Regions from separate parts of the Homo sapiens genome. Here all the other regions are linked to region 1. A link is a loop called in an ENCODE intact Hi-C map of the cell type or tissue named here. Cell type or tissue: HCT116. All regions are shown on one strand.

Region 1 (2,500 bases):
TAGCACATAGTAAGTATTCAGTAATGCCCTTGCCTTTCTTTAATTTTTTTTTCACCTAGTTTTCACTTTTATTCTGTCCAGGGTAGTTCCTTGTGCTCTCAGTTCAATTTGGATGTTTTCTTATCTGGACATATCTTAACATCTGCAGATGATTTTCCAAACTTGAGGGCTTGTAAACAATTCTGAGTCAGTTGTGGTGGATCATGCCTGTAATCTCTACGAAAATATGTTGGCTTTTTTTTGTTGTTGTTGTTTGTTTTTTGTTTTGAGACAGAGTTTCGCTCTTATTGCCCAGGCTGGAGTGCAATGGCGCGATCTTGGCTCACTGCAACCTCCACCTCCCAGGTTCAAGTGGTTCTCCTGCCTCAGCCTCCAGCCTCAGCATGTGCCACCATGCCTGGCTGATTTTGTATTTTTAGCAGAGATGAGGTTTCTCCATGTTGGTCAGGCTGGTCTCAAACTCCCGACCTCAGGTGATCCGCCCACCTCGGCCTCCCAAAGTGCTGGGATTGCAGGCATGAGCCACCATGCCCAGCAAAAATATTTCTTAAAAATTAGCTGGGTGTGGTAGTGCGTGCCTGTGGTCCCAGCTACTCAGGAGGCTGAGGTGAGAGGATCCTCTGAGCCAGGGGAGGTAGAGGCTTCAGTCAGCCATGATTGCACCACTGCATTCCAGCCCAGGTGACAAAGACCCTGTCTAAAAAAAAAAAAAAAAAAATTTCTGAGTTTTTCATAATTCTTTTGTTTCTTAAAGCAAATTGGTCCAATGACTAGATTCCTCCATCACAGTTAATTAATTTTTTTCTGGTCCTTATTTCTAATATCTGGGGTGGATTTCCACTGATATAAAGAAAGCTGAAGACAGATCCCAAAATTCACTATGCCCCTGAAATTCTATTTTGTATCTAGAAAAATCTAAAATCCTTCAGTGCTCTAGAGTTTCAGTTTAAGAAAGCTCTCAGCCAGTGACTATACAGGGACAAATATAGAACAATGACAGCAATTACCAGGACACTGCCCCACTGACAACATAAAAAAGTAATGTCATAAACCTATGGACACAAACCAGTTTTATGTCAAGGAGCCCCGACTCCAGGGTTCTTCTGTAAAGCAGGAGAGGGCCATTAAGCCCTGGGCTTAGCCAGACATCCTCATCCATGGGCCAGGGTGAGCCGCCAGAGGGCAGAGCCGTGGCAGCAGCAAGACAGCTAGCCAGCACACTCCGCAGCTCCTGCAAATATTTAACTAAATCTTCATTCTAACTCTCCAACCGACTAAATGTGTGACCTTGGGCAAGTTGCTTAAGCTCCCATGTCTCAGTTTTCCTCACGTGTAAAATTAATAAAATCTAGGCCAGGAAGTGTTATGGAAGTTAAATGAATTTATACATATAAAACTCTCAGAATGATGCCAAGCAAATAACAAATAACATATAAGTGTTTTCTGGTATTACTGTTGTTCTCATCAACTATTTTGATTACATTTTTAAAAAATAGTCTTTCTTCTAAGCTAACACAATTTAAAATTGGAGGTTCGCACAAGTCAGTCTCTTCCTTGTCTTTCCTAACTTATTCATAGATTTTATTATTATTATTATTATTTTAGAGATAGGGTCTCATTATATTGCCCAGGCTAGCTTTGAACTCCTGGGCTCAAGTGATCCTCCAGCTCAGCCTCCTGAGTAGCTAGGACTACAGGTATGCCCCAACAAACCCGGCTTTTGATTCATAGATTTTTTTTTTTAAAGTCGATTCCAATTTCCCATTCCCCATGTGTTGTATAGGGTGTCAGCTGGGAGCGTGCAAGTCTGAGGGCTTCAGGCTTTGCCACTGTGTGACCTGGGGCAAGGCACCTGGCCATCTGCTCCTCCCTTTTCTCCCATATGAAGTGGAAGGCTCATGCTAGGTTACCTGTGGAATCAATTCAGCCCTCAGGCCAGGAGAACAGCAGGGCTCCTTCAGTGCTGCATCCCTGTATTTCTCTTTCACTCCAGATTCCAAGCAAGGCTGAAGGCAGCCTATTTTCAAACTGCTCAACTCTCTCAAGAGAGGAAGAAAACCTGCCTTCAAACATAGCTCGCTGACTTTCCCCAAGATAAGCAACCCCCTTCCCAAGACTCTCTGATTATCAAACATGTCAGCAGTATTCTAAGAATCCTGTATAAAATAAGCAAACCAGTCCTCCGGGAAGACCTGAGGGACTGCTTTGAACAAGGGAAATGAACCTTAATGCATAAATGGATACATCCTCATTAAGCTGCAGATGCCAGGAATCACTGGGATGCTGACCCCTGTGCGGGAGGTACTGCACCTCTGCAGGTGGCAGGGTCACCAAGGAGCATAATTCTCTACCCCCTGCAGAATACTTGCCTGGAATATCTTTATATTCTCCGGGTGATGCCTGTAGAATTTTTTCTTTCTTTCCTTTAATCTCTCCTTCCAAAGTAGTCTCGAGCCCCTGCTATGCGCCAGAGACTGTGCTTACTGACAGTTACATAAGG
Region 2 (2,500 bases), 200 kb after region 1:
CATCTCAGCTCCTGAACCCCTCCTCCAGACATGGTTTCTAGAAAGTTCTCCCATTACTACTTACCTGTTAACTGCATCCTAGCTTCTCAGGGTTCCAAAATATGATGTTCAGATGGCAGGACTGCTCCAGCTGGCACAGATTAGTGTGAAAATGTCCCTTCCTGTACTAGGGCTTGATGTCCTAGGAAAATGGTACAGGATTTTTAAAAATACTCACTTCTTACTTTTTTGCTTCTCATGACCAAGCAACCACTAAATACTTAGTTTTAAAAATTTGTATTACCAATACCTTCTCTGTATTCAGCAATATTTTTGACTTAATGGTAGAACTTTACATATATCCCTGTTATGTATATTTTTTCCCATACACCAGTTAGGTTAAGGGACATCTTTAGCTTTTAAAAAAGTACAGTTCGAAATATAAAGTAAAAGCAGTTAAGTCTTTTCCAAGTACAAAGTGAATTGGTTCCAATTGCTAGAGAATTTACAAATATATATTCACCTGAGGCCAGAAAAAGCTCCTTTGGCCTAGGCCTCTCTCCTTTATCAAGCTCTCTCCATCACGAGTGTGCACATGTGCGCGCGCGCACACACACACACACACACACACAGAACTTAACAGCAGTGATGTGTGTTGTAATATGCAACTTTGTAAGTTACATATCACTCCCCAATACCACCTTCTCAGTCACGGAGTAGAGATCTTACTTCACAAGAAGTGAGACTCAGAGAGGTGAAGTGACCTGTGCAAGGTCACCTATTACAGTGCCAGAGTTGGAACTAAAGGAACTTCAGTCTGTGAACTTCAGTGTCTTTCCAGTAGCATATTTGCAGCAGAAGAGTCAAGAATGTTGTGAGCTGCAACTCTCACTAGAACCAAATGACCTTATTGGGAGATGTTAGTCCAGCCTTAAAAACAAGCTCTTCACCTCCATGAATGGCAAGTGTCTGCCCTCTTCAGGCCAAATCGAGAATGACATCTATAACTGAGCAAATCCTCAGAACCCAAGTCAGACCTTGGATTATTGCTTTTCAGTAAGTTCTGGTCCTGGCTGTGTCTCTAACTCTTGCTGTGGGACCCTCAGGGAAGCTACCCACCCCCTTCACCCCACCTGAATGAGATGATTTCTGAAGTCCTCAGCAGCCCTGATTCTAAGCCTCATAAGGAAGAGTAGGTGTTAATGGCATCCTAGGGCAATGGTAGGCGCCTGATGCAGATCTGCTGTGAGCCATGTGCTGGCATCACAGGGGTGGTTTATTAATTTCATTTATCATCTGGACAGCCCCTTCTTATAACGTACATCCTTGCCTCTTCTGAGGCTCTAAGATCCCCAAGGTGGCTCCTGTATCCAGAAACCCCTTGGCCTTCCCTCCCAGTTAAGCAAGATCTCTCTTCAACTCAGGGATGCTGAGAGATTGAAAGTGAACTACACACAGGAACAGCCAAGATAGGAGTTATTTCTATAGCACCATGCTTGGCTGATGTTCTTTACACGGAGTGGGCAGGATTTTTAAAACAGCGTTTGTGCCTTTTAGCCTGGGCTCCTCCTAAAAGCAGACTCTGGGACAAGGATTTGTGTGCAAGTAGCTGGCTTGAAAGGTGATTCCAGGAAGCACTGAGGTGGCATGGAGAAGCAAGGCTGAGAAGAAGGGAATGCAAAGAACAGCCACCAAGGTGCACGGCCAGGGCCTCTGTCAAGCTGTGAGGAACATGCTGCAGAGTTGTCCCCTGGGGCTGAGGAAGCTGTGAGAGAGAGCCACTCCACTCCCATCCTTTGTAGGTAGAGGGCCACCGCCAGGCTCTTAGCTACTTGGAACTAGGGCCAGCTTGAGGAATATGGGTGAGGCACCCATGGCCTCTGCTACATTGTTTTTAATCCAGTCTCAAAAACAAAATGGTCCTATCACAGAAACTCTGCAAAAATACATGAAAGAGTAAAGAAAAACATGTAAACATTTTACAATTACTCTATCCAAAGATAAATACTGTTAAAATGTCAGTATGTTCTTACACAAGTTTTTCCATGCATATATGTGTAGATTTATATACATTAAGATTGTATTATACATAGAAAATAAATTTCTGGACAGTTATATAACCTGCCCTTTTCAAAATATATCTAGGAAATCTTTCTATGTTATTGTGTTGTCTTCTATAACATGATTTTCATGACTTTACTATTATAGTCTCTAAAAAGGATGGTTCATAATTTTTACTGGACATTTCAGTGGTTTGCAAAGTTTGACTATTACAATATATGTTGAAATGAGCATCCTTGGATATAAATCTTTTTTGTACATCACTGATTGTTGCCTTAGTATCAATTCCTAAGAACTACTGGGTTAAAGATCAATTATTCATTCAATAAGCATATGTTGAACATCTAATATTGGGCCAGGTGCTTTTTTTTTTTTTTTTTTTTTTTTTTTGAGACAGAGTCTTGCTCGTCACCCAGGCTGGAATGCAGTGGCGTGATCTCGGCTCACTACAATCTCCACC
Region 3 (2,500 bases), 150 kb after region 1:
AGTATAGAAGGCAGTCAACAGCTGGAGGTGTTTTAGATTTCTACATTCATGAAATATTAGAACTAGAAAGGATCTTAGTAAGCCTATGATCCAACTGTAGTATTTCATGAAATAATACATTATGTAAAGTGACTTACTCAAATTGTTTGGCTAAATAGTGGCCTTTTTAGAGCAAGAAGCGGGTGTCCTAACTTTCCTACCCCATGACTGAGAGACATAAGGGGAAAGTACTTGAGCTGCTGAGTCAGGCAAACCTGGGTTCTCATTTTGCCTCCCTCTCACATTGGTAGCATGGCCATGGGCCTCAGTTTCCTCACTTTGAAATTGCCTGTGATGGTTTCCATCTGGCTGGCATCTGCATGGGTGAAAATGTCTACACATAGTAGGCAGTAAAAAATGTGAGCTCTTAGGAATCATTGTTTTATTTCTTTTAAAAATACTTCATTTATAAGAAAACATATTTCTGAGATCTTTTCAGCATCAGAAAATGGTGCCCGATTGCTCTTGGTGAGAACAACTTTGGAGGGAGAACAGGCCAGTAGGCCTCTTTGATGGAGATTCAGCCTAGAATGAGCTAGAAATAGAAATTAGTCCCACCTACAGGACATAAAGCTCATGGATGTAATGCCTTTTCCTTTTCCCAGTTGTCCCTCCATATAAGGGAGTTTGGGTTGATTAACTCAGCAGTTAGTAACACAGCCCTTATCTTACTCACACTCAGAAGAGGATGTGGAGTAGTGGAGGAGGTCACCAGGCCAACAGGCCCAACTTGCTTCCTACATGATAGGAACATCAATGGTCATAAACCATTTGATGAGATAGGAGAAGCCAAGGGCTGAGGGAGGAGATGGCATTCGGGGCAGGTGTGTGGAGTGATGCATGTAGAGACCAACGCAACAGTGCTAGCGTGACCCGAAAGGAAAGAGCAATGATTTTAAGGGAAAGGCTGAGGGTGATGGCTGGAGAAGAAGAGCAGAAAGGGAGTCCAGCTTAACACTCTTGTGTTGTGGGTGGCTTTTATTGAGGGAGGAGCAGCAGAGTTCTTCCGCAGCTCCACCAAGGGTCATGGTTTTCCATTATGCTTCCCATTCTCTCACACACACATATGCTTCATCCACCTTCTTTATAGTATTATGAATCTGTCCATTATCTGGAACCCCGGGTGGCAGTAGAATATTGTCCCACTGTCTCCTGGAGCCCAACTCGAGGAATGTCCTGGCTGATTGATCAAGGGAAGGACCTTATCTTTAAATAGAACCCCAAAGCTGAGTGCAATAATTCCCCACATAAGCCGTATGAAACAAATACTTCGTGTGAATAACACTGGCCTGACTCCAGCAATAACACAGCTGTTGAAACAGCTTAGTCACCAGGGCGATGGAGGTATGCAGTGAGGGAATGTTGGGGTGCCGTGATCTGACATTTAGCTGGCTGGCAGCAGCGCTGAGAGCCAACATGGAGCTGCGGGAGAGCTGCAGAGAGAATCTGCTACCCGTCCACAGGCATTATTCCCTTGTTTCTTTTGAAGCCCAACCGTAATCCCTTCCCTGGGCAAGGCAGACTGAGGAGGAAAACAGAAAACATTTTAGGACTGAAGGGAGGGAAAGAAATGGTTTGCTTCTTTTAGACACCTGGTTTCTGCCCCTTAATGATGCATGTTTATTTCCTGGATAACTTTTTTTTAAATGCCCCAGGCTAGGCAGAGTATAATTTAGATATGGCAAAGGGGGAAAAAACTCATTTATTTATCTTGCCTAGAAAAACGTCATGACTCTTCTTAGCTTACTTGTGTCCAGGGGATGTATGAAGAAGTCAGCAGGGAAAGTCCTGGCCCTGCTGCCTAATATTGCCTGAATCTCTGTAGCGGTTCATCTGCCAGAGCTCTTGTCTGAAGGACTCTGGGTAGATCTGGGCAAAATACTTAGCTGGTTTCGTCAGGATTTTGGGAGGACTAATAAACTGCCATGGAGCGACCCCATCCCTCTGCCAGCTCTTTGAAGAACTGACCTGTGTGTTTTTTCTTTATCCTGGACTCCCTCTGCACTGTTTGTTTTGGAAGTTGTTAAGTTAAATTAGCCATCCCTTTCCTTTCCTGGTTACTGTATGACAATGCAGCTGTCAGTCTGTGAACTCTGCCATCATCTATTTTTAGACACAGTGTGAATGAAGCTGTCTTCTCTAATTGCATTCAGAGAGAGAGAGAGAGAGAGAGGGGCACGCAGGTAGATTTTCACAACGATCAAATCAGCTATTCTAAATGCTCTGTGTACTGACAGTGTCCTGGAGAGAAAGCAAAGAAACCCACTGTGTGTTTTCCTCACTTGCTTTCAGGTTTGTTTTCTTTCCACATTGATGTTGATTATGGTCAAATAGGAAAGTGCTGTTGCCACATTTGCTTTCCAGTGTTTTAACACTTGCTAACTTAGATGGTTCTGAGTTCTCTAGCTTTGTTAGCGAAAGATTGGTTCATCATTGGGTTCAGATTCTTTGGTAAACAAAT

What was found. Peaks named below come from ENCODE experiments on the same cell type or tissue, not always from the same donor. Only the 100,000 strongest peaks of a DNase experiment are listed, where the experiment ranks them.
Region 2: a loop joins it to region 1, with 10 times the contacts of the local background. A loop is called at or near these places in 76 of 110 quality-filtered maps.
Region 3: it touches region 1 in a loop (2.3-fold over the local background); 4 of 110 quality-filtered maps call a loop at or near these places.

Annotation. Positions count from the first base shown.
Region 1 is chr1:68,319,960-68,322,459 of GRCh38, reverse strand. No RefSeq gene overlaps it. Among named protein-coding and RNA genes, the nearest start is that of WLS, 89 kb to the right of the region's middle. In HCT116, a CTCF peak has its summit at 1,172 (motif pointing right); a DNase peak (open chromatin) is centred at 1,143; H3K4me3 peaks cover 37 bases; H3K27ac peaks cover 640 bases.
Region 2 is chr1:68,118,806-68,121,305 of GRCh38, reverse strand. GNG12-AS1 (GNG12, DIRAS3 and WLS antisense RNA 1) reads right to left here. Exons shown (of 10, transcript NR_040077.1): 8 at 65-181. It also overlaps a transcript of WLS not described here. Among named protein-coding and RNA genes, the nearest start is that of MIR1262, 64 kb to the left of the region's middle. In HCT116, a CTCF peak has its summit at 947 (motif pointing left); a DNase peak (open chromatin) is centred at 965.
Region 3 is chr1:68,173,124-68,175,623 of GRCh38, reverse strand. The region is part of intron 2 of WLS (Wnt ligand secretion mediator); the gene reads left to right. All of the region lies in intron 9 of GNG12-AS1 (GNG12, DIRAS3 and WLS antisense RNA 1), which reads right to left. Among named protein-coding and RNA genes, the nearest start is that of MIR1262, 9.2 kb to the left of the region's middle. In HCT116, no CTCF peak of the experiment used is centred here; DNase peaks (open chromatin) are centred at 1,380 and 2,028; H3K4me3 peaks cover 945 bases.